Linked DNA regions of Mus musculus: regions 1 and 3 are each linked to region 2. A link is a loop called in an ENCODE intact Hi-C map of the cell type or tissue named here. Cell type or tissue: heart. All regions are shown on one strand. Links, peaks and the distances in the headings refer to the core of each region. The heading gives the core; the rest is flanking DNA. Region 1 overlaps Tiprl (TIP41, TOR signalling pathway regulator-like (S. cerevisiae)). Region 2 holds the start of Blzf1 (basic leucine zipper nuclear factor 1). Region 3 holds the start of Slc19a2 (solute carrier family 19 (thiamine transporter), member 2).

Evidence for each region. Hi-C counts contacts between places; a loop is a spot of excess contacts. Peaks named below come from ENCODE experiments on the same cell type or tissue, not always from the same donor. Only the 100,000 strongest peaks of a DNase experiment are listed, where the experiment ranks them.
Region 1: it touches region 2 in a loop (2.1-fold over the local background); 7 of 42 quality-filtered maps call a loop at or near these places.
Region 3: it touches region 2 in a loop (8-fold over the local background); 3 of 42 quality-filtered maps call a loop at or near these places.

The regions. Positions count from the first base shown.
Region 1 is chr1:165,225,479-165,236,523 of GRCm38, forward strand. Tiprl (TIP41, TOR signalling pathway regulator-like (S. cerevisiae)) reads right to left here. Exons shown (of 7, transcript NM_145513.4): 2 at 2,790-2,969; 3 at 2,027-2,126. Among named protein-coding and RNA genes, the nearest start is that of Tiprl, 6.0 kb to the right of the region's middle. In heart, for the core only: a CTCF peak has its summit at 5,431 (motif pointing left); no DNase peak of the experiment used is centred there; H3K4me3 peaks cover 272 bases.
Region 2 is chr1:164,302,716-164,313,308 of GRCm38, forward strand. It overlaps Blzf1 (basic leucine zipper nuclear factor 1), which reads right to left and starts at 4,769. Exons shown (of 7, transcript NM_001160209.1): 1 at 4,432-4,769; 2 at 3,724-3,801; 3 at 1-5. The coding sequence starts at 3,763. Nme7 (NME/NM23 family member 7) reads left to right here and starts at 4,957. Exons shown (of 14, transcript NM_138314.4): 1 at 4,957-5,039; 2 at 5,345-5,535; 3 at 10,138-10,223. The coding sequence starts at 10,164. In heart, for the core only: no CTCF peak of the experiment used is centred there; DNase peaks (open chromatin) are centred at 4,526 and 4,836; H3K4me3 peaks cover 2,410 bases; H3K27ac peaks cover 1,273 bases.
Region 3 is chr1:164,243,767-164,254,811 of GRCm38, forward strand. It overlaps Slc19a2 (solute carrier family 19 (thiamine transporter), member 2), which reads left to right and starts at 5,280. Exons shown (of 6, transcript NM_054087.3): 1 at 5,280-5,690. The coding sequence starts at 5,487. In heart, for the core only: a CTCF peak has its summit at 5,058; DNase peaks (open chromatin) are centred at 4,325 and 5,045; H3K4me3 peaks cover 3,341 bases; H3K27ac peaks cover 2,353 bases.

The DNA of each region.
Region 1 (11,045 bases), core at 2,122-10,121, 920 kb after region 2:
TGCTTTGCCAACCTGGCAAAGCTTTTGCCTGCTGATTTGAAACAAAGTTTATATTTGGACAAAGCCTGAGCACATTACTAGGTGATCACTCTGACATTTTGAGCAACACCTGAGAAGACTTGCGTTATAGGTTCCTATTCCTGATCGACCTACAGCTAATGCAGCTTTCCCTATGTGAATCCATAGAGTAATCATCACGATTGCATGAGGTTTTTAAAAAATCTATTTCCCTCATTCCTGGCAACAAAACATCAATGACCTAGGCTCGCTGCGATGTTCTTCTATCAGAAGAGACTATAATCTGCAGTTCTTTAGCGAATAAGAAAATTCCCTCACCTCACACAGGAGGATACCAATGGCTTCTAGAATCACCAATGGCTTCTACACAGCAAAGTTTCATCGTATGTCTGATGAAATGAGTAAGTGAATAAATGAGTGAACATTGATTTTCTCAAAAATTGTGTTTCTGTCCTGGAAACACACAGAAAAGTTGGAGAGGGAAAAACTATTAAGAATTAGCTTCTATCTGCTGAGACTAAAACATTGTGCAAAGGCAAGGCTTTCACACACCACCTCACATGCCCAGTTAACTCTAGCTGCCAAAACTTTTACTTTAAAAAATTTCATCTGCTGGGTGGTGGCGGCCCGTCTTTACTCTTAGCACTCAGGAGGCAGAGACAGGTGGCGCTTGGTCTATGAGCAAGTTCCAGGACAGCCAGGATTACACTGAGAAATCCTGTCTTGGGGGAAAAACTGTTTTAATCTGTGTGTAATCTGTATGTGTGTGGAGATCTGAGGACAACTTGAAGGTGCAGGTTCTCTCTGGCCACCAAGCAAAGGTCACTGGCAGCCATGCCTTTACTCACCGAGTTATCTCATCAGCCCTAAATAACTTTTAAGGAAAATGCTTTAAAATGGAACAATCTTGTCAGACACACAACCTAAGCCACATTTGTTTCACCTCAGTCCTACTAGAAGACCTAAAAATGTAGCTGCTGTAGAGACAGCGGTTCCACACTCTCGGGGAAGCTTTTCTGGAGCAGAGATTATACAGATGCAACTCAACACTAACAACACTTGAACAGGTAATAATTAGAATCTGCTTGTGAACTCTTCATATAAAACTCCGCTGTGGGTAAGCATTATCATTTACTCAACCTGCCAGCAATGGTCACTAGCCTTGATTAAATACCTCACCTAAAGAGCCAGGTGTGGTGGCACATGCCTTAGATCACAGCACCAGGGAGGCAGAGGCAGGCAAATGTCAAGGCCAGCCTGGTCTAAATAGAGTAGGCCATCCAAGGCTACACGAGACCCTGTCTCAAAAATTAAAATACAAAAAAAACAAGAAAGAAAGAAAGAAAGAAAGAAAGAGAGAGAGAGAGAGAGAGAGAGAGAGAGAAAGAAAGAAAGAGAGAGGTAACTAACTATCTAAAGTCATACCAAATTTAAAATCAGTGCAAGCATATATAAGTTTTCTGTTCAACTGTTTGTTCATATGTAAAACTAGCTTCTAGCTAGCAGTTTCTATCTAACTCACCTAATAATACGTTTCTGGGGACAGACGCTTCTTGGCTGTCATATTGTTAACACCATGGCAAAGCAAGCATCTACCAACCTTACTTTAAAGAATATTGTTTAAAAAATTAATTAAATAATTGAATTTAAAAAAGAAAGAAAGACTACTGCTCTCAGGCAGAACATGCATGCCTGTGGTTCTAGACACTGAGGAGACCAAGGCAAGAGGAGCCCAAAAGTTCAATACCAGCCTTGCAAGACTCCATCTCAAAAAGAGAAAAAAGGAAAATCTTGTAATAGTCTTCTTTTCCACTAATTAATTAACTAATATTTATAATAATATGATAATACACCAAAACCTCTCACATTAAGCTCTAAAGTCTGCCACAAGCAAGAAGCAGGATGAAAGGAGTTGGGAAAATAATAACCACAACTAGGATGTAGTGCTAAGATTATCTCCCAAGATTAATGATTATATGAATCATATGAAGCAAAGGTTCAGATTTACCTTTAACTTAAGAGATTCTCCAAGCAGCGTTCCTTTATAATCTGTTGTATAGGTCCAGTCATATGGTTTAATAACTTCTTTGGAGTGTTCGCCCTCCGTCCTCAAATACCAAAACAAAAAGGACGATAAAATTTAGAATATATATCAGTGTTCATATGTACACCAAATTAACACATTATATATATAAAATAAAATACCCTACTAACACACATACAATATAAAACATCCTACTAAAGGCATATACTATCATTCACTAGCATAAAACCAACCTTTCTAAGTAACAATACATGTTTTCTGAACATGTATTGTTATTTAACTTGTCATGTGCTGATATACTCTTTCTAGGTCGTCCTACATTTCCTGAGACATGATTCAAAGCTCACATTTCATTCTGTCCTTCAAAGCATATAGTATATATTCAATAGGCACAAAGTAAATATTGCTAATTTAACCAGCAAAAACCAACCAACCAAACATTTTTCTTAGTTTTAATACCCCACAAATATTCAATTACAAGAAATGTTTTTCTTTAAAACCAGAAACTTTAAAGTTTCTGTAATGATTGGACTAAAGAACACCTACAAAGCTCAGCTCACATATATTTTAACCTAATGAGTATTTCAAGCAGTGGTAAAATTAACCTTTGTTTTATGGCTCAGAAAAATGAGTTTTGAATAATACAGTTTGAAAGTTTAATTGTAATAAAACACACATATCCTTGTTGAATACTTTGTGTTGAGCCTGTAACTGCCCAGATTCTCACCTACTTTCCTGCCACTCTTCAGCACAAGCTACTTTGAGCATGCCCTGATAGTTGTTCACACATCTCAGTGCGTCCGTAGCATTGAACTCTATTCCAAAGCCAGAGCCATGCTGGATCCTTAGAACGTTGTCTCCAAACATCATTTCAGGGAGGGATGGCATGTGCAGCTCGTCAGCTAACCTGCACAGAAGCAGAGGTCAGGGAGGTTCCTTTATGCTCACGAGTCAATTCTGTCTCTTTCTCATCCCAACCTAACTCTGACTTTCCAGGATAAGTGGAGAAGTCCATGACGATAAAGAATCTGTAAGATGCTCTCATCACCTACTTGTTCATCATCAAATCTCTGCAGCACTAAACTCAGCAAGACAGAGTGGGGAGGGAGGGATACATGGGGGAAAACCAAAGTGAAGAACCTGGTAGTGATCATAATTAAGGCCAATTCCAACTTCACTACTTGTAAAAATCTGATCCTTAAAAACCATTCTGTGTGCTAAGAAAAAGCCCAGAGAGTTCAAGAGCACGTGACTGCTAGGTGTAACACCAGGCCTTTATTCAACATGTTAGACCATTTTTAACATGTCTCAGATGGGCAGCTTCACTAGAATATCTACAAAAAGCCAGAGCCACAAATCAATAACACACCGCTGGGTTATGATATTGTGAATGGTATTGTTATTGTTGTTTTGATACTTGAAAAGTTTGTTAAGAAAAAATGAGATTGTTTTTGTTTACATTGGGACTTCTGGTTTAAAAAGAAAATGAAAAAAGTTGGCCAACCAACACAAAGCCTGCTTTGTCACATAGTACCAACTGATTGGCACTAAGTTATAAGCTGTCAACCTCTAAGTAGGGGGTGGGCTGTCCAGTTCACTGGTCCTTTTGAAAACTGGGTTGACAACTCTGGACTACAACCAACATGGAAGAGTTAAGTGTAAGGACAGTGGCACATATATCTTGGTGGTAACCAACAGCTCTCTAATTGGCCTTAAGGCCCACTCAACAAAAGAAAGTTATGCTCAGTACTAGAAACTTCACCAAGTACCTGGGACTAGTGAGGTCATGAATCTTAGAGAACCTACAACTAAGCCAGAATAATACATATAATATGCATGCAATATGCACACCATCACCACCAACCACAATAATTAAAGAAAAAGAGACCATGAATCTGAGAGAGCAAGTGGAAGGTTACATGGGAGGGCTGGCCAAAGGGAAGAGAAAAAACAATGCAATTATAGTTAATGTCAACAAATAAAAGATGTTTCTTTTTTTTTTTTTAAAGCCGGTTTATAGTCCCAGTTAAAGAAAGGACTTCTCATTCTGGTTTTCAGTACCTGAGTTTGAACGGAGAGCCTTGCACCTGCTAGACACATTCGCTATCACTTAGCAGCAACCCTATTTTGTGTAAAGCTAGGGGCAGTTACTTATTCACTCCTGGAAAACCAAGCTCTAAGTACATGCTGGCACGCCTAACGAGCCTGGTTACAACCTGAACTTCCAACTCAGGGATGAAAGTTCAAAACTTAACCAAAGGCAAACTCTGGAAACTTGGTCCAATATGCTTATTCTGGGTTGAACCGACCAGTTAGTACGGCGATTCTCTCCTTTCCGAACTCTGAGTGAACGGTCACAAGAAGCACAGTTCAAGACACAGCATGGGGGCTGGAGAGATGGCTCAGTGGTTAAGAGCACTAGCTGCTCTTCCAGAGGCCCTGAGTTCAATTCCCAGCAACCACATGGTGGCTCACAACCATCTATGAGATCTGCTGCCCTCTTCTAGTGTGTAGGAATACATGTAAGTAGACACTGTAACATAGTAAATAAATAAATCTTTAAAGAGACAGACAGACATAGCATGAAACGGAAGTCACAAGGCTGAGCAGAAGTGTGAAGCTGCTAAGTAACAGGACAAAGAGGGGCATGAAGGGGGCAAGGCAAAGACAAATAAAGGAACTAGGGTTGGAAAGCAGTAGAGTAGATGTGTGTTGTGTGTGCATTCCACTGTTTTAGAGGTGATCTCATAGTATCCTACCTAAAATAATGTCTCCTCCCAACTACCTTGCTTTATTTTTGTTTTGAGGAGGGGAGTCTTTTGTTTATTTTGCTGTTGCTTTTTGAGACAGGGTGTCTCTGTGTTACTGTCCTAAACCCCTCCACCTCAAAACACCAAGCTGGCCTCCAACTCAGAGATATACCTGCATCTGCCTCTCAAGTGCTGAGATTAAAGGCCTGCACCACCATGCCCAGCTACCTTGCTGTTTTTTATTTATCACTTACGAATAGCTGGCATTAGAAAATACATAGTAAATGTACATATAGAAGAAACATATTTATAAAGACAACAGGTCTCACTTAGGTGTGGTGGTTGGTGGACACCTTTAGTTCTAGCACTCAGGAGGCAGAAGAGGATCTGTTAATGAAGCCAGCCTGCACTCCATAGCAAGTTCTATACCAACCAGATCTACATAGCGAGACCTTTTATCAAAACAAGAACAAAAAGCAAGCAACAGGGCTGGAGAGATGGCTCAGCAGTTAAGAGCCCTGACTGCTCTTCCGAAGGTTCTGAGTTCAAATCCCAGCAACCACATGCTGGCTCAAAACCAACCATGAGATCTGATGCCCTCTGCTGGTGATCTGAAGACAGCAACAGTGTACTTAGATAAAATAACAAATAAATCTTTAGGCCAAAGCGAGTGGGGCCAACCAGATCAAGCAGAGGTTCTGAATTCAAATTCCCAGTAACCACATGATAGCTCACAACAATCAGTACAGCTACAACGTGCTCATATACATACAATACACAAATCTTTTTTTAAAAAAAAGCAAGCAGCAACAAAAATATTCTGAATCTGGACACAGTGGTGCACACCTTTAATCCCAGCATTCAAGAGGCAGGGGCAGGCAGATCTCTGTGACTTTGAAGCCAGCCTGGTCTACACAGTGAGTTCTGGGTCAACCAGGACTACACAGTGAGATCTTGACTAAAATTTAAAAACAAAACAAAACAAAACAAAACCTGCAAGTCTTAGTATCTCACGATCAGAAAGTATAACACTAAGGTTCCAAGCAAGTGCATTTTCCAGACATCTTATAAACCAAGTCTTACTGATTTTAGAAACTTTTAAAAATGTTCTATAGACTTCTTTGTGGGGGTTTTTAAAAAAGAAATATGAAACTATTCATTGACCACTTTTTTTGTTTTGTTTTTTTTGTTTTTTGTTTTGTTTTTCGAGACAGGGTTTCTCTATATAGCCCTGGCTGTCCTGGAACTCATTCTGTAGACCAGGCTGGCCTCGAACTCAGAAATCCGCCTGCCTCTGCCTCCCAAGTGCTGGGGTTTTAGGCGTGCGCCGCCACTGCCCGGCCATTGACCACTATTTTTACACCAGATTTTACAATGACATATGTAACATTTTGCTCATAATATAACTAACTTTTCTGGCTCCTGTTGAACCTATAACACAAAAGATTGAGCATACATAGAAGAAATGAGATAAAGATAAAGAAAGCACGTATATATCGGTTGTCTAGATTACAAGAGCTAGGACGAGAGAGATGGCTCACAACCAAAAAGATAAATCACCAAAGTTGTTCATTCACCTAGGCTGCCAGGTCCTAAGTCTTCTACTCTGACAGGCTTCCCTGAATCAACACCTTCTAACGGTGCGATGAGGATTCCAAGAGCCAAGTCTTAGCTAGCCACTTACTAATCTAGGAACTATCAACTTCTTGTCACTCTAACTTAGGAAGTTTTTTTATTTTATGAAGATAGGAATGAGCTCGGATAGTGGTGGTGGCAGTACACACCTTTAGTCCCAGCACTCAGGAGGCAGATCTCTATAAATTAGAGACCAGCCTGGTTTATAAAGCAAGTTCCAGGACAGCTAGGGCTACATTGAAAAATCAAAAATCAGAAGAATGAGGGAATGAGGGAAGGAAGGAGGGAGGGAAGGAGGCAGGCTATCTGGCTGGCCTTATAAAAGGCTCTTAAAGTGTATATTTAAGTATCTGAGTTGCTAGTTAAAATACACCAGGATTTGACCAGTGTCTCCATCTGGGTAGGGAGATTGTTGGCAAAGATAAATTTTTTCCTTTTGGGAATTCTGCAGATAAACTGTAACATTAACATAAGTGCAGATATATAGATAAGGTTCTGACAAGGCTGCTTTAAAATTATCTAATTTAAATTGTTAACTTTTCTGTGTCCTTAAGCAGAAAACTTAAATCTTATTTTGCCATTTCTTGGCAGCAATCTTCACATGTAAGAACATATGGGCTGCGCCAAGTTAAACTGAGTGTGTAAACCTTCAGTAGCTCCAGAATGACGGCTCTATCCCTGAGTTATCCATATCCTTCTCAACTGGTTTCTAATCTACTACAGGCTAGAAAAACAAACAAATACACTTAATACTGTATAATAATAAACAAAGATGAAAATAACAATTCAACTGTTAGGGCAAAGGGCATACATACAATGATGCCCTTCCGTCTCACTCTCGTGTGGTTATAATCATAAAGTACAATTTAAATTGGCTCTGAGTAAAATTCTAAGGGATGCTAAATAAAGCACAAGAGCTCTATGTAAGTGCTCTATGACAGCACACAAGGCTTTCTTTTCCTTTTTCCTTGTTAAAACTTCTAGATTCTTGAACTAAATAGTTACAATTATGAGGTAGGGTAAAATAATACCAAAGAGACTGTATTCTTGCAAGGAGTGATGACACATGCCTTTAAGCTCAGTTCTGTGAGTTCAAGGCCAGCCTGGTCTACACACTGACACCCTGTCTCAGAAAAAGAAAAAGAAAAAGAAAAAGAAAAAGAAAAAGAAAAAGAGGGAGAGAGAGAAAGAGAGAGAGAAAGAAAGAGAAAGAGCAAAAGAGAAAGAGAAAGAGAAAGAAAAGGAAAAAGGGAGAGAAAGAGAGAGAGAAAGAAAAAGAGCGAAAGAGAAAGAGCGAAAGAGAAAGAGCGAAAGAGAAAGAAAGAGAAAGAGAAAGAGAAAGAGAAAGAAAAAGAAAAAGAAAAAGAAAAAGAAAAAGAAAAAGAAAAAGAAAAAGAAAAGGAAAAAGAAAAAGCATATTCTTACAAGAAAATAGAAGGGGACTAGGTAGGAACAAGGAGATTGCCAGGAATCACATAGGAAAATGTCATCATGAAACCCATTACATATCAATATATGCTAATAAAACTTTTAAAGGTTACAGTTTTACATAAAGTCAAAAAAAGATCTATGCATGATTATAGTCTTTCCAATAGCTTTAAAATTATTTCCTAGTAGACTCACCAAACTGGTCTTTGTGCATATATTAAAATCAATAATTTTTTAAAAACCTATATGATTAAATAAAACAAGTTAGGTTTAAGAGGAAAGAAATACAGGTCTTTATGGAGAATATTTCTCTCATTTATGAGTCATCAAAGACCCCTGACAGTTTAAAAATAAAAGTTTGAATATCGCCTAGGAGGTGACTTAATGCACTACGCTCCCACATCTGCTGAACTCTGTGCTTTTACACGACTGCATCAACAATAGCTCTGAAGGAAAGATAATGAAGAGCCTGTTGCTTGTAAGGACAAAAACCAACTCTTCTGGTAGAAATGTCAACTGTCAACTTCTTAGAAATTTCAAAGCTGGTGAAAAAGAAACAATCCCATTGAAGAAAGAGGATAGAAGCTAACACTTGCTGACAGGGCTCTCAAGGAGACTCAGCTTCCCCCCTGAGGCCACAGCACCAGCTCACTAGGCTCTCTAGGTCACCTACATTCCCCCCTGGGGCCCTAATCACACTGGCTCACTCACTCATGTTCTAGGACATCGACTTTCTCCTTGGAGCTACAATCAAGCAAAAACATTCAAAGAATTTAATCGGATTTATACTTTCTGACTCAAATTATAAACTGTACTAATCTATACAAAATAACCCCAAATACAGAGAGGTTGGATTATATATACTAATGGTTATAACTTCTGTTATAATAGTGAAAAGGGCCGTATGCTGTTTTTTTCCTCCCTGTAGCCCTGGCTCTCCTCCAACTCACAGATCATCTACCTGCCTCTACCTCCAGAGTGCTGGGATTAAAGACGTGAGCCATCACAGCCCGGCTGTTTATTTTCATAAAGGACAAAATAAATGGTTATACGGCCAGGCAAGGGGACACAAGCCCTTAATCCTACCACTTGGGGGGTGGGGGGGGGGCAGGCAGGTCAAGTTCAAGGGCAGCCTACCTACACATAGTGAGTTCCAGGGCACCAGGACTATGTAGAAAGACTCTGTCTCAATTACCAATAACTAAGCCTGGTATGGTGGCTCATATCTTTAGTCCCAGCACTCAGGAGGCAAAGGCAGGCAGATCTCTGTGAGCTGATGGCAGCTTGATCTACATAGTTCCAGGACAGCCAGGGCTATGTAGAGGTCTTGTCACAAACAAACAAACAAGAATAGATGGTTATACAAATTTGTAACCATATGATGAAATATTATAAAACCATTAAATTATTTAGAGGAAAGATGGGAAAATATTTAAGATGTATATTAAGACAAAAACTGGGTGCATACTCTATTTTACCTGTTGTTATCTGAGGTTTCTAAACTGCATATTTTTAAGATGGTTAAGAACAATGAAATGGCCCGGCGAGTGGTACACGCCTTTAATCCCAGCACTTGGGAGGCAGAGGCAGGCAGATTTCTGAGTTCAAGGCCAGCCTGGTCTACAGAGTGAGTTCTAGGACAGCCAGGGCTATACAGAGAAACCCTGTCTCAAAAAACAACGACAAAAAAACAAAAAAAAAAAAACAAAAAAAACAAAAAAAAAAAAACAATGAAATGGCATTTTCACCATAAGTTTAGGTAAAATTTATTCTTAACCTTTAAGGGATAGAAAACATTAAATGACTAAGAGATTAAGTACAATGATAGATTGAGATCCACAAGATGAGTCTGTAAAATACAGGTTTTAACTACTTTCCTGAATTAGAGCAAATATGAAATAATAAAGGTAGCTCCAGGGCTTTTAACAGGTTTTGTGAAATTTAGTAGTCATGCACAATAGTGCAGCTACATGAAAAGCAGCTCCGTTATGGTAGGCTGCTTCAAATGCTCTGTCTTTCAGCTCTATCACTGGTAGTATCTATTTGCTAAAGGCAAAACATAACATTAGAAATGAGGTGTTTGGGCCTTGTTTAAGATTTAGAGGATCCAGCCCCCTCTCCCACGACACCCCCTAACCAGGCCCACATGCAATGCAGCAAAACACTCATACAACAAAAACAATTCTATTAGAAACATATTCTGAATTAATAACATTTGAAACAACTTATGTTTCAAAAAGGATTCTTTTACATATGTAAATTTTAAACAACAACAACAACAACAAAAGGTCCTGAAGAGCCTCCCTTTTTCTTTCTTTCCATCAACTGCCTACCAAACTTAAGCACTGAATCTCAGCTTCTGTCATCTCTTTCCTGCTTACTGGCCTCCTCTCCAGCATTCCAGCCCTCCATCTTCTACAACACCTCCAAGAAACCTTCCAGACACAACCACGATGCATGTAGATATTGAGTAAAACTACACCTGATGACTACTATATAAAATTCAAACTTCTTAGCAAGACAGAGAACTCTCCAATGACGAGGGAGGCAACACTCTGCCAGGGCGCCCCCCCCCCAAACTTTGTCAGGATACAGTTATAGGCATCCCCAAACACCTCAGATCTCAGTCTGAGTGCTGGCTTTACCCGGCCATCCAGTCTCCAGACTTGATCAAGATTCTGCCCAGGTGCACTGACCCTCGCGCGAACACACTAACGCGCACACACACCTGTATACATCTTCATCCTAACCAACCACACAATAATATAACGGTCTCTCGTGAAACTATGAATTCCTTGGGCCTTTCTCTTTCATCTGTCCTATCTCAAGTGCTTATCACAGCACCTGATTTGCTAAAAGAAGGAAAGAAAAAAAAAAAAAAACCTGAAATCTTCATCCTAAACAGTCACACAGTAACGTCACACGGTCTCACGTCCTCTGAAGTCTGTGGTACTCAATGGTTCATGTTCAGAACCTCAAGAGCACACCACAGAACCAAAGAAGCTCAAAACTAAACATAAATACCATTTCCGTCATTGCCCGCAAGGGAACAGGTCATCGCGCCCAGAAAGGTTGCGCAGGCTTAGGTAGGAAAAAAAGGAGCGGCGAGGTTTAGGTGAAGTCCACCAAAACAGCCGCGCTCAGTTCAACCCTGAGAAGCTACAGTTCCA
Region 2 (10,593 bases), core at 1-8,000:
GATGCCTAGCAAAGATGTTAAACAGAGGACATTTGCCAAAAGAAATGATTAAAAAAAAAAAAAAACCAAACAACCCACCAAGACTACTTGTCCTGTAGCAGTTTCCTCCCAGACTGAAACACTCCCTCCTGCAGGGAAGCTCCTTAAGCCAGAAGTAAACTCAAAACAGCTCCAGGAAGTCCCAGAAAACGACAAGATTCACTAGGCCCCTCCATCCCTGTAGTAAACAATAAAGGCCTACAGTCGGTCTCAGGAGCCTCGCTGCAAAGATCTGCGGAGATCAGAGCGGCTGCCTGGAAGAAACATTAACCAGCTAGGCTGCCTGGAAGAGGCTTAACAACTCTGGCACCTGGTAAAAACACAGTCCAAAGAAAGTTTACTTAATATCATAAAATATAATTCTGACTTTCTGTTATGATAGCGTTAAAATGATGTCACTGGAATATAAGACATTTTCATTTCATAGATTAAAAATAAAGGTGTGTGTGTGTGTGTGTGTGTGTGTGTGTGTGTGTAGACAGGGCCTTCAGGGCCTTCCTATGTAATTTAAGCTGGCCACAAAGCTGACATGCAGTCCCAGACAACCTCAGTCTGGATTCTTCCTGCCTCTGCCCCTTCACACAGCACTATGGTTGACTAGTTTTCATATTCTTAAAATGTGGGTTTAGGTTTGTCTAATTTTATCTAATCTGTTTTTCTGTTAATTGTCTATTTCTGGTATTTAAAAGTGCAAAATTATGCATTAACTATAAGTTAACAAAAACAAAAATAAAGTCATCCCTAAAGTAACTTCATTCCAGCCCACTGAGCTTGGCAAATAAGATTCCAGTTAGATACTTGGTTCAAGTCAAAATGGATTCCTAGGCAAGTCATAACATAGTTGATCTAGAAGTTTAAATAAAGCTCTCATAAAGAAAAAATCAAATAAAGGAACTCCAAATAATAGAAATTTGAGGACAAATCACAAAGTCTGTTGAAAAGCAAAGAAACAATGTGTATTTGACAAATATTTCTTTTCAAACAAAACAAATTCCAGTCAAGACAGTCAACCAACCTTCAAGTCCAATTTCCCCTTAAGTTTATTTAAACTGTTCTAGTTGCTAAGAACTCATGGCTACCAGGAATAACTCACCAGCTCTGGCTAACGCGCGGGTGAGCAGGCAGGGCTAGGGCTTTGCATTTTCTTACCTTTCATCATTTCTTGTTTCCCTGTGACACACACAGAAACCTTTATTACATATGTACTAGGCAATTCAGGGCACATTCATGAATAATTACATCCTTCCAGTGAGAAGACAAAACCTCTGGCACCAGCTCTGTAATTATGAATAATGCTGAGCACCCATCCGTGCTCTCCATCCCCTGAGGGAGCCACCTGCATCCCTGGAGCACTCTCTTTCCACCTGGGATCAGGCGCTAATCAGTTAAAACACATGGAAGAGTTGTGGCTTCTCCATCCTGGCTTTCCCTTGGACTGATGGACTGTGAAGAACCAGCAAGGTCACTCGTCTACTTTCTACACAGGGGCTGCTGAGTTTTGGGTAAAAGGCCTGGGGTGAAATATTGTAGGCTTTTGGAATGATGAAGTAAAACTGAAGAAAGTTTCTAGGCACCCACATGAGAAAACAAAACCATTTTTTTCTTTTAATGGCAAAAACATTTTTGGTTAAGTAAGTAATAAGAAAAACAGAATCTACTTTATTCAGGATGACACCTGATTTACATGGATTCAGCCACGGTTTATAATCATCAAATTGGCTGCAAACTTTTTCAAGCAGTCTGAGGGTCACAATTTACCAATCTTTTGTTTTAGATTCCAGAAGGCAAAGAGCACAATTAGAGGCCATCACTGAGACAAACACTGCCTTTACTAAGGACAGTGTAAACGTAGGAGCAGAAGTACTTCTACGTCACATGACTGGGCACAGGCAGAACATCAAACTCATGAGCCAAGATAATACCAAGTTTCCACCGCCTGTTGTGGGACAACCCTAGTCCCGTCATGGGCGTCCCCATCCTTCTATGCCTGGGAGCTGGGAGAACACTGGAAGTGCGAGAGCATTTCAGAATAATTCCAGGCTGGACTATTGGAAGCTCCTTTAGTCACAGATACCTTTACCAGCTCATTTTACCAGCTAATGAAATGTGCACAGCATAAAGAAGAAAAGCAAATGTTTATTTAATGAGTTTATTACTCTATGAACACATACCTAAACTTCATTTAAACCTTTAGGGAAAAAAAATTTAAAACATCTTGGCTTTTCCTTCTACATTAAAACAGTAATTCATAGCTCCTTTATGTTATAGTCTGACAGATCTTCTGGAACATATGCAAATTAAACAATAAACTGGTAAACTGAGGATGTCTCTTGGTAAATCTTAGGACAATATTCTTTCGGCATGCATGGGGGCAGGCAGTGGGATTGAAGCTGGGTCCTGGCAAGCAGTCTAGCCAAAGCTTTTTTTTTTGTTGTTTTTTTTTGTTTGTTTTTTCGAGACAGGGTTTCTCTGTGTAGCCCTGGCTGTCCTGGAGCCCTCATTTTACAGTTTTGAGACAGCATCTGCCTAGGTTGCCCATGCTAGCCTTGAACTGACTCTGGAGCCCAAACAGGGTATGAATTTGTGATCCTCCTGTCTCAGCCTCCCAAGTAGCTGGAATCACAAGCCTGTGCCACAAGGCCCAGCTTTAGTGTTTTCAATGTCACCATTATCACCTAGTAAAGTTTAGCTATTCCATTAGAAAAGTATGCTACCGACAATCATATTAACCTTTATAAAGGTGATCCCCAGCCCTCTCCTCCAGTCCAGTGGTCCCCAACCTTCCGAACGCTGAGATCCTTTAATACAGCACCCCGTGTGGTGGTGACCCCAACAGCACACTTCGTTGCTACTTCAGAACTATAATTATGCTACTGTTTTGTATATATGTAATGCAAATATCTGATACGTGGGGGTCATGGCCCACATATTGAGAACCTCTGTTCTCTAGGCTCTGGATAAACAGTTGCTTGATCAAATGCGTGTGCACACTTATGCATGAAGCACAGCTTCTGGTGTTTCACAGTATACACTGGTTTCCTAACAGTGCTAAGAAATGCCTGTATAACCAATCCAACCCAGCATTTCCAAATTCATTTGTTCATAGAATCATTTCCACCTGATCCTTATTATTTAAATGCCCCAGACCTTACTATCTGTTTGCTAAATTAACTGTCATCACTGTATTTTTAATGTACAAGTCTACAATTTTAATATTTAGTTAAATTGTTTATTTTAGGTTTGCGATGAGCCCTATAGGTAATGGTCCACCCCTCCTATGATGGCAGTGCTATTCACATGCTTGAGAGAAAGTTCTGTTGTTATACTGACAATCACATTGCTCTCCCGAGACAGTTAAAGGATGCAGACAAGTGACATCAAATATAGGTATAGTTTTCATTGATCCATGTAGCACAAACATCTGTTTTCACTAACAATAGTTACAGTGTAGTAAAAATAAAACGAACAGTTGTATTACCTGCCTTACTAGATAATCAAGGGGGAGCTCTCTGAGTTCAAGGCCAATGAGTTCTAGGGCAGCCAAGGCAACCCAGAGAAACCCTGTCTCAAATAACGCCCTCCTACTCCAAAATAAACCCAAAACACAACCCTCCCCCCCAAACCAAAAAAGCAACCAATCAAACAAAAAACCAAATCAATTATTATCAAAACAAAAACACTTACCTTTGTTTTCCGAACTTTTAAGGGTAGTCATTTTTTCCATAACTAATGAGAATACAATCCAAGACTTTCACCGAAGACCTAGAGATGTATACATACGAAAGAATTAAAGCAATAACAATATATTCAGAGAATGCATCTACTTTAAAAGTTATTTTTTAATTGTTTCTGTCTTTAGTACCCACGTTCTTCATTATTTCCTTTTGACGGGCTGTAATGTATACCTGTTAAATAATGAAAACCCAGGCATAGGTTTAAGTGGTCTCTGGAGTCTAGACTGTAGAATAGGTGACCACACGTCCTAAAAGCTGACTGTTCCTAGATGTATACGATTCAGTACCCGGTCTAACTTCCTGAACATCACAAATCCTTGCCCTGGGAATGCATCCTGAAACTCTATCCAATGGCAAACAGAGACTTTAAAGTCAGAAACTTCGCTGGGACCATGCGATGCCGATGAGCAAGTGTCCTTGTCTAAGAAACACCGGGTGAAGGTGTGGGGAGGCATGGGTGCCGAGTTTAAAAGGAGAGGAGGTGGAAAAATTAAGCCTGTCAGCCTCATTCCCCAGGAGTATGAGCCCAAGTTTGTCCCTGTCAGGAGGAGCCTCTTCCCAGAACAACCTTTAAATCCCAAACCAATGGCTGCCGAACTCCAGCCCAGACCATCCTCTTCCCACCGCGTCCGGCACACGGGCCGGCTCCAGGACTTACCTGTGATATCCTTACTTCAATGTCCACCGCTCAGGCTCTTCACTCGCTCAGCAGCCGGCTGACTTGTAAACTCCCCTGGCACTCGGAAGCCAACCCGCCCAAGCCTCCCTGACACGCAGCGCCTCGCTCACTCTAATCACTTCCTATTACACAGGGTTTCATTTCCGGAATGCTCTTCTGAAGGACAAGGACCAACTGACACTTCGTGCTGTGTGTAAAATGAAGAGAGACAGGGTCTACTATGTATCGGCTCGGAAAGCGAAAACTGGAAGATATCTACTTAAAAAAAAAGTACCAATAGATAATGCAAGCGGTATGGACGCTTAAACTTCCGGGTCACTACCAGCCAGACGGAAGTGAACGCGTTGGAACGGAGAAGGTGGCGTCGCGTTGCCCCAGGCGATGAGGCAAAGGGTGGATCTTTGAGTGAATGGGCGGGGCCTAATTACTCCCAGCCAATGGAGACGAAGCAGCTTCGAGGCGGCGTCTTCGAAGCAGTGGCTGGAGGAAGGCGGGGCTTGCGTTGCCAGAGTAACCGGATCATTGGTGGTGGTGTAGTCTTCCTGTGTACAGGAATCTATTTCCTGTGCTGAGATCTACAAACTATGGTAAGTGTTATAGGGAGGCCCTATGAAAGGCTCCGAGACCCTGGTTACGGAACATCCAAGTCTTTGGGCGATTGGGCACCCCGCCTTTCATCACCTCTTACCTCGCTAGGAGCAGTTCCTTCTGCCTCTGCGCACCCCTTTTCTTGCAGCACCCTAATTTCCATTTTAGCGCCACTAAGACCTCAAGCTAGAGCAATGTAACAGAAAGTAAATGGGGGTGATATGGAATCTAAGAAAACCCGATGAGAATTATTTCGAATAAACCGTTTATAAGCTTGCATTGTTTATCTTTTTCGTTTTTCAAGCTTGCAGACCCTTATCGACGTGGTGCTGTCTCAACACTAACTTGGATCTGAATCTCCCTGAGTGCTGGAGTCAGTTCTCCCAAGCGGTGGAGTTCTACCTTGCATCTCCTACCAGGACCGCTTAGTAATAGCTGTCTGCTGGCTCAGCGTCTAGTTCATTTCATACTTTCCAGATCACTGTGTTTTAGCAGGTATGTTTTTCAGGATTACTTGGAGAGTTCTAGCATTCACCAACACCACCATAAATTATGACTGAATAGGAATGGGGCTTGATACTTTGCGTTTTAATAAGCCTTTAGATGGTTTTAATGTACCCATTGCTCTAGTGCACAGAGTTCTAGTTAACTCATCTTTAGTCATCTCTGCACTTGTGCGTGGTGGACGGGACAGAGCAAAATGTTGCCTTCAGGTGGGTGTAGCTGTGACTTAGCAAGAGGCATCTGCACAATGAGGCTTTCTCATTGACTGACGTTCAGCAGTCCTTTTTGTTAACCAATCTGGTCCTTTGGTACCAAAGAGACCTTTTCAAACCTTTACTTCACAGACCCAATCTCTTTCCTCCCTCTTTTCTCCTTTCTAGGCACTTGACAGAATCTAAGAGGCAATGTATTCAGTATTGGATTCCAAATAATCAATGATTTTACCTATTCTGTAGCCTCGTATTTCTACTTTAACGAAGGAAGTGTGGAAGTGACCGTTCATCTGTTTTGCTCTTGATTTCTCTTGCTCCCATCTATTGTAACCATTTGTGGCATGAAGTTAGTTAGCATTTGATCTGGTGTGTGTGTGTGTGTGTGTGTGTGGTGTATGCTGATTTTGTTTTGTTTTGTTTTGTTTTTCGAGACAGGATTTCTCTGTATAGCCCTGGCTGTCCTGGAACTCACTTTGTAGACCAGGCTGGCCTCGAACTCAGAAATCCGCCTGCCTCTGCCTCCCAAGTGCTGGGATCAAAGGCGTGCGCCACCTCGCCCAGCTAAGCTGATTATTATATAAGTACTTTTCTTACTGTGACTCATGATTCATCAAAATCAAAACTTGGTCCTTGAGCATGAAGAGTGGAATTCTCCGGGCATGCAGGCTTACCTTAGAGACAGTCCTCTTACTGTTTGGTAGAAAAACTGGGGCTGGGGGTGGGGTGGGGTGGGGTGGGGGAGGCCTAAAAACAGTTAATTAAAAATCTCAGGGTTCCCCCTCCCCTCCATTTGCTGTCAGTCCTTTCTGAGAAGCAGCAAAATGTTTTGAAAGGAGGGGAAGCTAGATGTCCTTCCCTCCGTGTGCAGTCTGGGCACAGGCAGACAGATGTATGTGGCAAAGGCCGATAGGGTGATAGTGTCTGTGGAGGATGGAGGTTGTTCACTGACATAAGTATATAACCAGCATTGGGGGTGGCTCCGTTGGTGAAGCACTTGTCTTGCAAGCGTGAGGACCTATATTCAGTCCCCCAAATGCACTCAAAACAAAAGCTAGACATGGTGGCATGTGCCTGTAATCCCAGCACTGGAGAGATGGAGACAGGTGGATCACTGGTTGGCCAGCCTATCCTATTTAGTACATTCCAGGCCTGTCTCAAAAACCAAACAAGTAGTAACAAAGGGACCCGTATCATACAAGGAGAGAACTAACTCCCCTAAGTTGTCCTATGACTTCTATATATGTACTCTGATACACGCATTCATGATACATAAATGTAAAATTAATGAGGAATGACACCCAAGGATATCCTCTATCTTCTACATGCATATGCATACACGTTTTTGTGTGCCCCAACACACGTGTATATACACACAATGAGTTCCAGGCAAGCCAGAGTTGTGTAGTGAGACCCTGTCTACACACCTACACACACACACACACACACACACACACACACACACACACATGGGAGAGAGAGAGAGAGAGAGAGAGAGAGAGAGGGGGGGGGGGGAGAGAGAGAGAGAGAGAGAGAGAGAGAGAGAGAGAGAGAGAGAGAGAATAAATAGTTTGACATGCAGTCAAGGTCATCACAAGATGTGGTTTTCAAACTGAGATTTTAGTAATAGAAAAGATCTCAGGTGGCTCTGGATTCCTCGAGGCAAGGTGAGTGCAGAGGTGTATTAGAGGCTCTGGAGGAACAGAGGACTGGAGAAGGTGGGCACAGACCCAAGATACTGGAGTATATGGCGCTTGGCAAGAATTTTAGATTTTATTTTTTGATGTATTAGCATATGTGTATGTGTGTCTCATATGTTTTATCTATTTCATCATTTAAATTGTTTCCTCTTGATTCTACCTTGAAACTTCAGCCATATTAATTTGATCTAGCAGTACCAATTTTTTTCTTCTGATCTGTAACCCTTACTATTGAAATTTCTTAGAAAATATTCTCTCTCTTTGGAGACCAGAGATTCCTAATTTCTCTCTTCATAATTGCTGTTTTGTAATTTGGTTGTTCTTTATATACACACACATACACAAATATATGTAGATATCATGTAAATGTAATTGTACTCTGAATATATCGTTTTAGAATTTATGTCTTGGGGTGGGGGCTGGTGAGATGGCCCAGAGGTTAAGAGCACTGACTGCTCTTCTGAAGGTCCTGAGTTCAATTCCCAGCAACTACATGGTGGCTCACAACCATGTGTAATGGGATCTGATGCCTTCTGCTGTGTCTGAAGACAGCGATACCAGTGTACTCAAATACATAAAATAAATAAATAATTCTTTAGAAAAATTTATGTTTTCCCTCACTTAGCAGGAACCTTGTATTTTTTTTTCCTGGCTGAGTTTTAAGAATTACAGTTTACCTTTTCATTTTCTCTGGTGGAGTCAATCCGTGTTTTAATCTGTTCCATTATCGCTCTATATAATAAGTACATCTCATACACATCCATTGTTTCTTTAGAATAAATTAGAAAGGTGATAACTAAGTGTAGGGTCACGTGCATTTTTAAGATTTTCATCTGCTGCCAAGTTAACCCCAGAAAAGTTTTACCAATGTATACTCTGCCAGCAGAATACAAACCAGGCTTGCTGCTTTCCTAACTCTCAGAACTGCTGTTTCTGCCCAGTACATACATACATACATACATACATACATACATACATACATACATAAATACATCTAAAAGTAGATTTCATCTTTTCCTAAGAAGGCCTCTTGCTCTTAGGATATTGAGAAAGATCACAGATTCCTGCATGCTACATAAATGAAAGTAATTGCTAATATTTCCCTCTAATATTTGCCTGTTATTGTTTTTTTATTTCTCTCATGAAGTGTTGGAATTTGAAGTATACTGTCTGTATAAGGTGAGGATGCTGGACGCTGGCTTCAGACCTCCTTACTCCCACAGACGACCCGCCCTCTCTTTTCTAGCTGTATGGAAGAGGTTGCTTGTTGCTGTGGCAGGCCCTCCTGCAGAGCCACAACTGCGGAGTTTCCCACTCCTTCTTACAGTCCTGGTCTCAGCACTGACCAAGGAGGCAGACACTGGGGGATCTTTGGGGCCCTCGTCTTCTCGTTCATGAAATCAGAAAGCTGCTATTTATCCTGATTACCTTAGGGCACTTCATAAACTATCCAATGTACTATCCAAATGGAGTATGTTGTTTTCATATTAACAAGATTACTTCCTAATGAGAAGGAAATAGTTGGGGTAAATGGGAAGGGACGAAAATCTAAAACAAGCTTCAGACGTAGCTATTTGAAGCTGCGACGATTCTTGACCACTTTTACTATTGAGAAATTTACTTTAGTATATTAATTTTGCCTCAAGCTCTCTTACAGATTCATTTTCCTGGTGGAAGCAGTTATAGGCCAGAGAAAAGAGAGGAGAGGGTTAGAACTAGGGGGACTTGGTCTTGAGTTGAGTTTTCAGAACCTACAGGGTCCGGTGGATGGCCACACACCCACTGGTGAATGTACCACATACTGGACTTGGCTACTAAAGGGGAAGTGACCCGAGGTTGAGAGGGGCTGGGAGCTGGGGGTCGATCTGGGAGGAGCTAGAGGGGGAATGGAGAATGGAGATGATCAATATACATTGTATGAAATTGTAGAATTAATTGAAATATATTTTAAAAGAACACTTTTGGTTTGGGGGGATAGGGCAGCTAAACATGCCTGATTTTATCAGGCCTTACATCTGATATCTATGGGTTCTTCTCCGTTTAAATGGATTAATTGTGATTATTTGCTTCTGTGGCTTGTAGATCTTTGGTTTAACTTTCAGTGACATTTGATCCTGAATATACATTAAGAGTGTTCAGACCTCGTGTGAGGCTATGATTTCATTGATCAAGTCATGCCCATGACACAGTGTTTCATAGCACTGTATCTCACTGTACGGGGGCTTTGACGTTTTCTCTGTCCCTCTGCAGCCAGTCGTAAAGGGGGTGGTATGAAGGCCACATGTAGGGTGGAGCACTTCACGGTCACGTACTCTCAGTGTCTCGAACATGTCTGCATTCACCTGTGCTCATTATAAACAATATTTCTCTGATTCAGAATGAGAGAAGTATTTGTCTGTGGATATAAATGTAAGGGTTTAGAAGACAACTCGACACTGTCAGTTTAGCTAAGCAACAGTAGGAAGTTCCCCTCTTGGTTGTAGAACATCCTTAGCCACAGCACTTAACTGGGCGTGAGTTCCCTCTTGGTAGGCAGGCCTGGAAACTGATCAGAGTGCTTGGTTTCCCCGCTAATGGTTGGGCTGTTGTTGCAGTGATGAGCACGTCTCGCCTGCGGGTTGGTATTGCAGTTCATGGGGTCATCATGTGGAGATTGATGGTTATTGACGCCTTCTCTTCCCCAGCAGCCGGCGTTGCATCCTCGGGCAGTATGAGAGCCTGTCAGCAGGGAAGAAGTTCCAGTTTGGTTTCTCCATATATGGCACCCAAGGTGTGTAGTGTCTTCAGCAATAGAGCCTTATCGACTAACTCTGGTGAACAGCCAAGAGGAATGGCAAGAGCCGGTATTGTGTGGGGAGCCTCTGGGTTCTCTCTGACCAACAGCATAAATGGAGGTATCCCACATGTGGCATGAGACTTTTGTTTAATAACCCCTGGCTATTAGGCACCTGTGTCTACTTGTTTTGTTATAGACAAGTATTCAGAGGCGTTTCAGAATCTGAGGAACACAGAGGAGAGACTAATCGGTATGAGATAAGGTTAATTTTTGTTTATTGTTTTTTTTTTTGGTTCAATGATGAAGACCAAACCCAGCACCTTGTGCTTGCTAGGCAAACCCCCCACTACCAAATCCCCAAGCC
Region 3 (11,045 bases), core at 1,738-9,737, 57 kb before region 2:
ACTTTTGAATTCTTAATTGAATATTTCTTGGATCCCTGCTGGAATTTTATTGAGGTTATAAATTGACTTTGGGGAAAAGAACAATTTAATTATATGAATATGGTGTGTCTGACAATTTGTTGAGACCATGTTTTATTATCTATGACATTACCTTCAATTTGGCAAAAAAAAAATATCCATTAAAAATAATTATAGTTGAAAGATCTTTTCAATGAAGATAAAAAATAAATTATTTATAAAATAAGAAGGGATCTTAAAAATAAGGATAGAAAAACCAAAAGAAAAATGGGCAAAGGTCAGGAGTAGTGTATTTATAGAAGGGTACATCTACATAGTTACAAATACAAACAGAAAGAAGCTACAACAGAAAGAAACAGAAAGACGCTAAATACAAATATAAATGTTTTCAAATTTATTATCATTATTTTATAATACTGGGGAGTCTAATTCAGAGTCTCTCACATGCTAGGAAAGCATCCTATTTTCCTGTTTTCAAATCTACATACCAATATTTCTCAACTTTTTATCTGCTGTCTCATCTTCAGTAGTGAACCTGTGCTAGGTAATTGTGGAAAGGACTTCCTCGGAGACTGTAGAATTTTTAGCAGACTCCCTGGCTTTAAGTTAGGAACATCTATCCTTTCATCATGACCATAAACAAATATCTCCAGACAATGACAAACATCTCCTGTGGGCCCAAATCTTTACTAGTTTTGTGAGAACTACTGTTTTCCACCTACTAGAGAAACTCAAAACCCGACCCCTCTTGTCCTTCAACATTCTCTGCCTGCATTCCTTCCAGCAAGGAAAGAACTCGGCCTTTAGGAGTAATCTCAGGGGTGGATAGGGAGAAATGGGAGGGTGGAGAGGGCTGTACTGGGAGGAGCTGACGTACAGGGTGCCGAAAAATGCTTAAAATACATTGTAAGAAATTCTCAAAGAGTTCATAAAGCTATTACAAAAAGAATCTGCTTTCAACTGCTCTCAAAACAAATGCTCTTATATTTGCTAGTGAAAATGTAAGCTAGCCCCGCTTTAGCTTTTGTAGAGAACAACTGAGACATACCTATTTTTTAAATTGTGTTTTAATTTTTTAAATTTTATTTAAATTTTTAAAAACTATTTTAAATATTTCTAAATATGTATTCTTCAACTATTCAGTGAATAAATGAAATTAAGCATATATAAACATATATTGTGCAGTGATTTAATTATAGCACTGTTAATGACCTACAACTAGAACTATAAGTGCCACAAATATGGAATGCTTAAATAAATCAAAGTACATCCACACAACGGATTGTTGTATAGAAGGTAGTAGAAGTATACCTTATTATACTTCTGCATGCTCTCCACATAGCACTCCTCAGCAAGATAAACAAAAACCAGAAAGGTGTAAAACATAAATTTACTTTTTTTCAAAACATATATTCCCACATATGAGTGAGAGAAAAAATCTCTTAATATCCTATTTATCCATATTTCATGGGAGAACATAGTACGCAGAATACATAAAAAGCACTTGTAGTTCAATAACAAAAGAAAACAATTTAAGGGACAAAGAACTTGAATGGACCTAGAGATAGACAGATAGTCACTACACACAGGAAAATATGCTCAACACTATCAACATCAACACTATCACTCTCTAGGGAGGTTAGAAACCGAATCCATGAGCTACCACATCACACTGACTAGGTAGGCTACCCCCTAGAAAGAAAAATACACATGGATGAGGATGTAGAAAAATTGGAAGCTTTGGATATTGCTTGAATATGGTACTGTTTCTATGGGAAACAGTTTGGCAGCTCCTCAGACAAAACAGAATTCCCAAATGAGGCATCAATTCCTCTCCTCGGAAACACACATTCAAACACACACACACACACACACACACTCACTCGCAAGTTTATAACTCACGTTTCACTCAAAACGTGAAAGCAAACCAAATGCCCATTAACTGGTGAGTGTATAGATATGGCTCAGGGCTCAACTACCGAACAGAAAGTGTTGACTTACATTAAGGTATAAGTGAAACATAAAGTCCTATGCTAAGGGAAAGAGGCCAGAGATGAAAGGTCGCAGGTATGAAACTTTCATGCAGACACATTGTTAGACACACAGGCACATTATAGTGTTCCCAGGCATTGTGGGTAAGGGGTCAGTGGAGACTCATAGCTTCTTGAGTGTGAATTGGCTTATGTGGTTGAAAACATTTCTTATTACTAGAAAGGGGCAATGGCTTAGTATTAGGAATGTACTAAGCCGCTGAGCTGTCTGTTTCAACATTGCTTATTTTGCATTGTCTTACTATAACCTTAACTTAGAAATTTATATTCTGACCATATTGTCCAAACATGCCCATCTTTATCTCATCTCAGAAGCTAAATGGGGTTGGAGTCGTTAATACTTGGATGAGAGCATATATGCATACATACATACATACATACATACATACATACATACATACATATTAGCTCAACATTAGTTTCCTATTGTTGCAAGTTCACAAAGATTTACCATCTGAAAACAATTACAACAGCTTAGCTCACAGTGGAGTGTAACCAGATGGGCTTAGGTAGGTAGGATCTCTGTTTGGGATTTCATAGGCTAAATCCAAGATGTTGGCTGGACTTTCCTCTGGAGGCTCTGAGGAAGACTGCACTCCAAGGTCTCTGACGTGCTGGGTGGCGGTGGTAGTGGTAGTTTTGTGAGACAGGTTCTCACTATGTACAGTATCTGTCCCCGAACTTCCCATGTTATTCATGTTAGCTGTAAAATTGAAATCCTCCTGATTCAGTTTACCATATGGTGGACTACAGATGTGTGCTACTATTCTTAAGAATTTTAGAAGGATTCAGTTCCATGTGATCGTAGGACTGAGGTACTGGCTTCCTTGCTGTCAGCCAGGACCCACGCTCCATTGTCACAGATTGCCCTCATCTTGGTTCATAGGCAGTAAAAGGTCAAACCCTTTTGACCTTTCAAATAAACCCTTCTGGGTTCTTTTTCTGCTACCATGGAAAGAAACTCTCTGCTTACAAAGGGCCTCTGTGATTAGGCTAGCTAGATAATTCCATTTTTGTTATAAAATGTTGTGCAATCACGAGAGTATTATCTCATCAAATCCATAAGCTTTCGTGCTACACTCAAGTAGATAGAGATTATATAAGGACAAGAGTCATTTTGGTAGAATTCTGCCTACTTAGGAACCTCTTTCAGAAAAGTAAGAAGTAATTTTCTGCCCAATTCAGGAGAAACTGCTTTATATCCAGACTCATCTCGAAGATTAGAAACTTCAATATTCGATCTATAACAAGGTGATGTATAGATTCCATAGGGTTTCAAGCCTCAACAAAAGACTAGAAAGTTGATTTTAAAAGATAGACATCTCAATGCAAAGCCCTTATCAGCTTGTTGGTTCATTTGTTTTTCTTCCCTTTTCTCTACTAAAATACATGTCCGTGCAAGGCAGCCAGGAGAACTAACTGCTCCAGCTCTATCTCTATAGTTGTGAAGAGAAACTGATATGATGGTGGAAATTTAGGTGACTACACATTTAATAGACCAAACATCCTCAAGCTTTTTGGTCTCGGAGCTCTTGTCATCGAGGAGACGTTTGATTTTGGTGACTTAGAACGGTTGATATTATCAATTTAGTAAATTGAACCGAGAAAATTTGAAATATAGCACACAGGCACACTCTCTTTTAGCTTACAAACTGATATCATCACAGGTTATATAGCCTCTGGAGGCTAAAAGGAATAAAGTCTTCCTAGCCAGCCCTTCAAAAGACTCTGAAAGATGTCAACACCACACCTTGCATTTTGGCAAATTGCTCCACGCACACATTTTGTGTATTCACTCGTGCAGCTCGATTCTGCTGATATTGGGACAGAGTCAGTCTGTGAGTCCAGCAAAAAGTCATGCAGAGGGCGATGAAAGAAAGCGCTGGGGATTCCTGCCACGGTTTGCCCTTGAAAAACTTCTGACAACAACCTGCCCTCTTATTGCCTCGTTTTTCTGTTTTAGTGAAGTGTTTTAGTGAAGGATCGCTCAATGGGAACCCAGGAGGTTCGCACAGTGAGCCCTTTCAGTCCTGCCTGCCAGCCCTCAGGTGTCTAGTTGGTCCTTCTCCTTGGAGACGCAGTGACCCAGGCAGAAATGAAAGAATGAAAATTCAGATCGCCCTCACTAACAACAGCAGTCTGAGAGGTGAATCTCAAGACTGGGAGTCGCTGTGACCAGAGGTGCTGGAGAGCCAGCAGCGCATGGTCTGAGCCAGATTTTGTAGCCAAGAGTAGGAAAGGGGGAGTGCAGGCTCCCTTGGAGAAAGACGGGGTGATTAGCCTGTCTGGATGGACCGAGAAGACAGAAACCTCCCAGTGTAGGGTGGGGGTTAGCTGCTTTTACTTTTGAACCCTGTGGGTATTTCGTGAGCGGCACACTTCCTGAAACCTTGAGCCCATTTTAGGGCCTAGGTTTTTAGGGCGATTTCCTTTCCATAGGATATATTAGTTAATTGTTCTTTGTATCCTGCCAACAAAAAGTGACGAAATAAAGCAAAAGCCTCTTGCTGATTAACTCGGTCATCCTCGTTTTCTTTCTGTCTATAGTAAAAGGCCCCAAATCTCAGTTCTCAGGTCCAGCTTGTGTCTTTCTACCACATTTAAAGACAATGTTAAAAAAAAAAAAAGCAAACTAAATCAAACCCAGCAACAACAACAAAAAGCTCTTGGAGCCCAGGGATTGCATTCTCCCGCCTCAAGGTTAAAGGTTTGCAAGCCTGTGTCATCATGTGTCCCGGGCAGAGGACCAACATCAGTAGGTTGGCAGATAAGACTGAGCAGACTCGCTGCGATGAAGCACACATCCGGGGATCCCGCTCTAGGGAGCCTTCCGGACGTGTGATCGGAAAATGCCTGGTGACCGATCCGACCAGGGAGGGTGTGTAGGGTCCTCGCCACAGAGTCCAGACATGGCCCCTAAAAGTCCGATGTCCCAGAACCCCTCACGTCAGAGCCCGGGCGCGCAGCCCCAAGCGGCCTTTCTGTCTTTTGAGCCACTGGCCAATAGGGAAGCAGGGAGGTTGGCTCCGGCCGGGAGGCATTGGCGAGGAGGAGGTTCCCGGGGGCGTGGCTAGTGATCGTCTGCTGTGGGTGGGCGTGGCGTGGGGCGTGGCCAGGCGGAGGCGGGCCAGACCGGGAGGCGGACCTAGGGAAAGGGCGTTCTGCGGTCGGGGCGGGGCGTGGGGGCGGGGCCAGGCGGGGTGGCGGGCCAGACCCGGAGGCGGACTTAGGGAAAGGGCGTTCGGCTAGCGAGCTGTGGCCGCCGGCGGGCGGTGGGGACTCCAAGCACCTTGACCCTGGCGCGAGGCGGCGTCGCGCACGCTTACAGGTGCCCGCGCGGGCTCGCGGCTCGGGCGCCCTCCCGTTGGCCGAGAAGGAGGAGGGGGCCGTGTCGGCGTCCAGCCCCTCGCGCCCAGGATGGACGTGCCAGCCAGGGTGTCCAGACGAGCGGCGGCGGCGGCGGCCAGGATGCTTCTGCGTACTGCCCGCGTCCCTCGCGAGTGCTGGTTCCTGCCGACCGCGCTGCTCTGCGCCTACGGCTTCTTCGCAAACCTCCGGCCGTCGGAGCCGTTCCTCACGCCCTACCTTCTGGGACCCGACAAGAACTTGACCGAGAGACAGGTAGGCAGGAGCGGCAGGCGGGGAGGCCGAGCATGTCAGATGTTTGTGGAGGGTCTGGCGGCGGAGTCCCGGAGCGGGCTACGCAGATATCTGTTCGGATTTCTGCTCGCTTGGAAAAGTGGCCTTACTCTTTGCGTTTCTAGCACGTTCCGTGCGAGACTAAGCAAGATGGGCCGCAGCCCACGTGCATGTGTGTTTCAGGCCGTATGTGGATAACCCGGTTCTGCCCGGACAAGTCCTGTGGGAGCTGCTGGGGACCGGGGACAGTGCGTGGATAAAGAAAACAGTAAACTCGACTTTCAGTAGAATATGTACATATGAGTGTTTGTATGTATATATGGATGGATGTTATTTGGCTTTGTTTTTGTGAGAGGGTCCCCCTTTCCTTCCCCTCCTTGACTTTGTTTACCCCTGACAAGATAGATACGCGCTATTACAGAAGGACAATACAGGACAGTAGTACGCCATCCGAATATGGGTGCTTGATTAGGTAAGACTGTGTCCAAAGATTTACTGCACCCTCTGAAGTCCGTCTCTGGGATGAAAACAGACGGTGTCATATAATTGGTACTTAGCTTTTCTCGGATGGTGAAGTGTTGCTTCACCTACAGGTTTTATCCTCCGTACAGGTGTTTTTGAGGGCTGTGATGCACATGGGCCATGACCAAGAACTCCTGCGCAGACATTTATTCAAGATACAAACTTGTACGCACAGCACCACAGAAGTGCATAGTATACTTCAGAAATGTGCCTAACTCCTGTGATTAAAGCTCATTATCCCGGCACTTGGTTTTGTCAGAGGAGCTTGTAGATGGAGATTGCTGCTCCAGGACCCTTTCCTTGAGTATCCAAAAGAGTGAAAGCTCAGGTCCGATGTCTTTTCCCTACTGTCAGATGAGTGGATGCTGAATAATTGCCACCTTCTTCCTATACCCGGTTTCCTTCCTTACCGCGCTGCTTCCCTGCCCAGGTGGCTGTAGAATATGACTCCCATTTAAGCCTCCCTGTCATTTCCTGTCAGTCATCACTTCTGAGGAGCAACTAACTCAATAACTTGGCATGCCAGGTCAGAGCAAGAGGTGACACTACCAGACCCATTTCAGACTGGCAGGATATAATTACTCAGAGTCCAGTTTGTTGTGCCTTTATTCAAGGTCACCTGGGAAAGAATTGAGAGTCAGTGTGGAATCCCGGATCCACTGACATTTAGCAAGTACAGCTGACTTCTGCCGTAATGTTACACCCTGCTCCCTAGTCTTATGGATCATGTCACAGTTATTCATTATCCATGTGTATTTTGGTGCTGGTTAAAGCCAACAGTAGAAAGATAAAGCCTTCTGATTTAGAATGGTTTTTCCAAGAAGAAAATTGCTCTGTGGTTATAAGAAAGTGCGATCTTGGAGACCCAGGACAACCACTGAACCTGAGGTATAGACCCTGAGGCAGACATGACTCAGCATGTGAGCAGAGTAAGCAAGTTTGCATGCAAACTGCTGTGCGATCTGCACAGTGTATGTCCTTGCCTGACAGAAGCATGTGAGGAGAAATGTGCTCTTGGTGTTGATATTTGAAAGTTGATATGTTTTGTCAGGGGACCTGGATCAAGAGCTGCTGTGTGCTGCAGTATGGCATGCTCTGCCCTCTCAGCAGGCCTTACATATAGGGGGTATAAGAGTATAGCAGCGTGCTGGGCCCAGCAAATGCTTGTTCATTGTACGACAACACAAGGATGCTTGTCTTAGTGCCAAGTAGTCGAGGCAAGGGGATTTAAAGAGAAATCTAGTGATCTGGGATGTGGGATCTTGGAGTCTTTGCTAAAATGCTAGTGTAGCCCTTCTTTCCAGGTTGAGAATCCTACATTTAAAAACAAAACGAAAACCTAGTAGCTGAAATAGAACCACTGTTGTCCTTCACGAATGAGCACTTGCTTTCAGCAACGGACAGCTAAATAAAACATTGAATGATTTTTAAGCAAAGTAAATCCCAGGTTATAGTCAGTGACATTTGTACTGAAGTTTATATTTTTCCCTTGAAGACATCAGAAGTGCCAACCTGGGTTATCTTAAATCATGCTGAGTGCCTAAGGCTCAAGGGCAGAATTTCCCCTCTCCATTCCCATTCTAGAATTTTACCACTTTAAGATTGAGGCAGGTTCTAATTGGACTATGTCCCAATCATTAAAAGCCAAACATTAATAAAAGCTATTTACTTATTATGCTAGGAACTGAATCCAGGGCTCCTTTGGCTCCTTTTGCTATACTGCTGAGCTACATTTCCAGACTTTTTCTTTTTTAATTTTGTAGTTAGTGCAGGACCGTGTAAGTGTTTGCCATGTGTGTATGGGAGACTGTGAAGGCCAGAAGAGGAAGGATGTCAGAACCCCTTTAGCTGGAGTTATGGGTGGATATGAACCAACTGGCATAGGTGCTGAGAACTGAGCCCCGGTCCTCTGGAAGAGTAGTTGATGCTTCTAACCACTGAGCCTTAGCTAGTCTTGTTGACCATTTTTTAGGGATGTTCTTGAAAAGTTGCTCAGAGTATTCCTAAACTTATGATCTTCCTGCCTCAGCCTGTCTGGGATTACGATTGTTTATTGCTGTAGCCAACAGAATTCTTTATCTCTGAAAAGTGTTTTAACTTTTCTTGGTAGCATTCGGTTTTGATGTTTACTGCTTTTCTTTGACTTGTAAAACCATTTCACATATTCTGCTTGACACTCTGAGCCTTGGAGATTCCTTTTGCCCTTTTAGTCCATCCAGGCTTCATTCATATGACAATTCTAAATCTAGTATATTCACCAACTCACCTATGTATGGTCCAGTACTCAAAAGTATGATCTCTGCTTGAGATAATCTTTCTCTCTCTCTCTCTCTCTCTGTGTGTGTGTGTGTGTGTGTGTGTGTGTGTGTGTGTCTGTGTCTGTCTGTCTGTCTGTCTGTCTGTGGGTTCTTTTCCTATCTTCCTTATCTTTCTGGACCCACCATGTTTTCAGTTTCCATTTTAAATTCTGTGTGTGTACATGTTTCTTACTTGGCTCAGAACTCCTGGAACTAAAGGTTCATTCATTCATTCTTTTAAAATCTCAATACAGATTAAGTAGTGCTATGTAAATATGTATTCATCAAGTAGGGTCACAGAGCTCTTTACCTGGTTTTCTTCAGTCAACGTGGGAATTGGTTTAAAACCGAACAATTTACTTTCCCGTAGCATATCTCCCAGAAGAAAATGCACACAAACAAGTTCTGCCCAAGGTTGTGAAAGGCACTTTGACTAGAACAGATCGATTGATTCCCTTTGATCTCGTGGTGGGTGTTGCCTGGGATGAGAGCTAGCCAACAGAAAGGTAATAAGGGGATGTGTGCCCTTTGTTTGTTTTTGCCTGTGAGAAGCTGTTCTTCAAGAGCCAAATATCTATTAAAGGAAGATTTTCTGCTGTTAAGACTTCTCTATCAGAAATGTTTTGAAAGAATGTCCTTTGAGACCTACCTCTCCAGACTATGTGGTCTCTGTCTCTGAGGAGTCCCTGTCATGGTCTCCCTCCGTAGAGATGGGAAAACTTCTGCAAGCGATAGAAGGAAACTTCGGGCGTTCGGAATCACTAGCAGTTTTGTGACTGAAGAAAGTAGATGCTTTGGTGTGCTGGGTTGGGAATATCATTCTCTGCCAATCCTGACTGTGTAATGCAGCATTCTCCAACACCAAGTTTCCTTCTTGTAAAACAGAGATGGTAAAGCAGTTGCTTCTTAGGACTGTTTGGATTAACTGGAAATAGCTGAGGTCAAGTTCACAGCATGGTATGTGGGAGATGTGCTGCTATGGTTCTTTTGATAGTGGGAGAGGAGGTTTCTGTTTTTGTTTTTCTTGATTGCTGTTCCTTGTAAGAATAAACGTAGATCACTTAATTAGAGGGAGTTAAAGCTAGCCCATCTGGTCTCCCGTGTTCCACCTGCCCCATCCCTTGGCGTACTTAGTTGACATGGCAGTGTTACTGGTAGTATTACTTTCCCTCATCTTCATTATTCAAATTGTGGGTTTGTGTTGGTGTAGCACTAACCTCATGAGGGTTATTTATTTATTTATTTATTTATTTATTTATTTATTATGAATCAAGGCTTTCCTGTGTTACCAAACTGGCCTTGAACTACTTAATGGTCCTCCTGCCTCAGTCTACAGGCATGCACCACCACACCCTTTCAATTGATAAAGGATGGGACTTACGAAATGGAACATTAGCAATTAATTAAGGACAGCTACTTCTGAAAGTTCCATGTCTAAACAAAGTTTTACCAGGCTGAACTGTTGGCCAAAACTCTGGAACGCAAGAAGATGGGGTGCTGAAGTAAGTGATAGAGAATATCTTAAAACGTTTTAGTAACATAATTGTATGTATCCATTTGTTACTGTAACAACTTCAGCACGTGCATATGGGATTCAGCGATCACATCGGAACAATTCGCCTCTCCACCATTTCCTTATATTTGGAGCCCTTGAGTTGCTCCCTTCCAGTTATTCATAAACTCATAAAATATATAATCAGTTGTGATTGAGTACAGCCATTCCAGAACATAGTGGAACGACTGTCTCAACTATGCTCACAGCCTGAGGTAATCTCTGTGCGGTATTTTTACTGGCTTGTTTTGGCTTCCATGTAACATTTGCCTTTCTGTGTCTGGATCACTTAACCTAAAATATAGCTTCTGCTTCTATCCGTGTTGCTGCAGGTGACCCGGCTTCATTCTTCTGTGTGGTCCAGTAATAGCCCGTTGTGCAGCGAGACCATAGTTTCAGTGAAGAATACCGTTTAAGGAAAGGTTTATTGGCCAAAAGTTTTGTGGTAGAGAAAGACATGGTAAGGGACCATGTCACATAGGAGACAGTCACATTTTAGAGACCAGGTGGAGGGTAGTATCTGGGAGAACAGGGGTACAGGGGAGCAGGGAGTTGCTCATTGGAACACAACTGAAAATATCTGTAGGGAAGGCTTCTTCCAGCCCCCCAGCCTCCATCCTCCACCCCCTTGCTAGGGGATGCAGGATGCTTTGTTTCTCACTTGTTAGAATTTGCACTTTTGACAGAGAGTCCCTTCACCAGTTCCTATGGTCATACTGATTTTGAGGCCACTCTGGTGTACATAGCAAGTTCCAGGCCAGTCGTCACTACTGCATCACTGGCCCCCCCTAACCCCCCAAGCCCCAGAGCAACCACAAAGCAGAAACACCCTAAACTGACTGCTGTAGGTCCTTAGTGCATTGCTAGGTGCTGAGCTCCCTGTAAGAGAAGGAACTTTTCAGTGGTCACTCTTACCAGGAAAATGAGGCTCCCGGTGGAACTGTGCTGGTTGGTATAGTCCAGGAG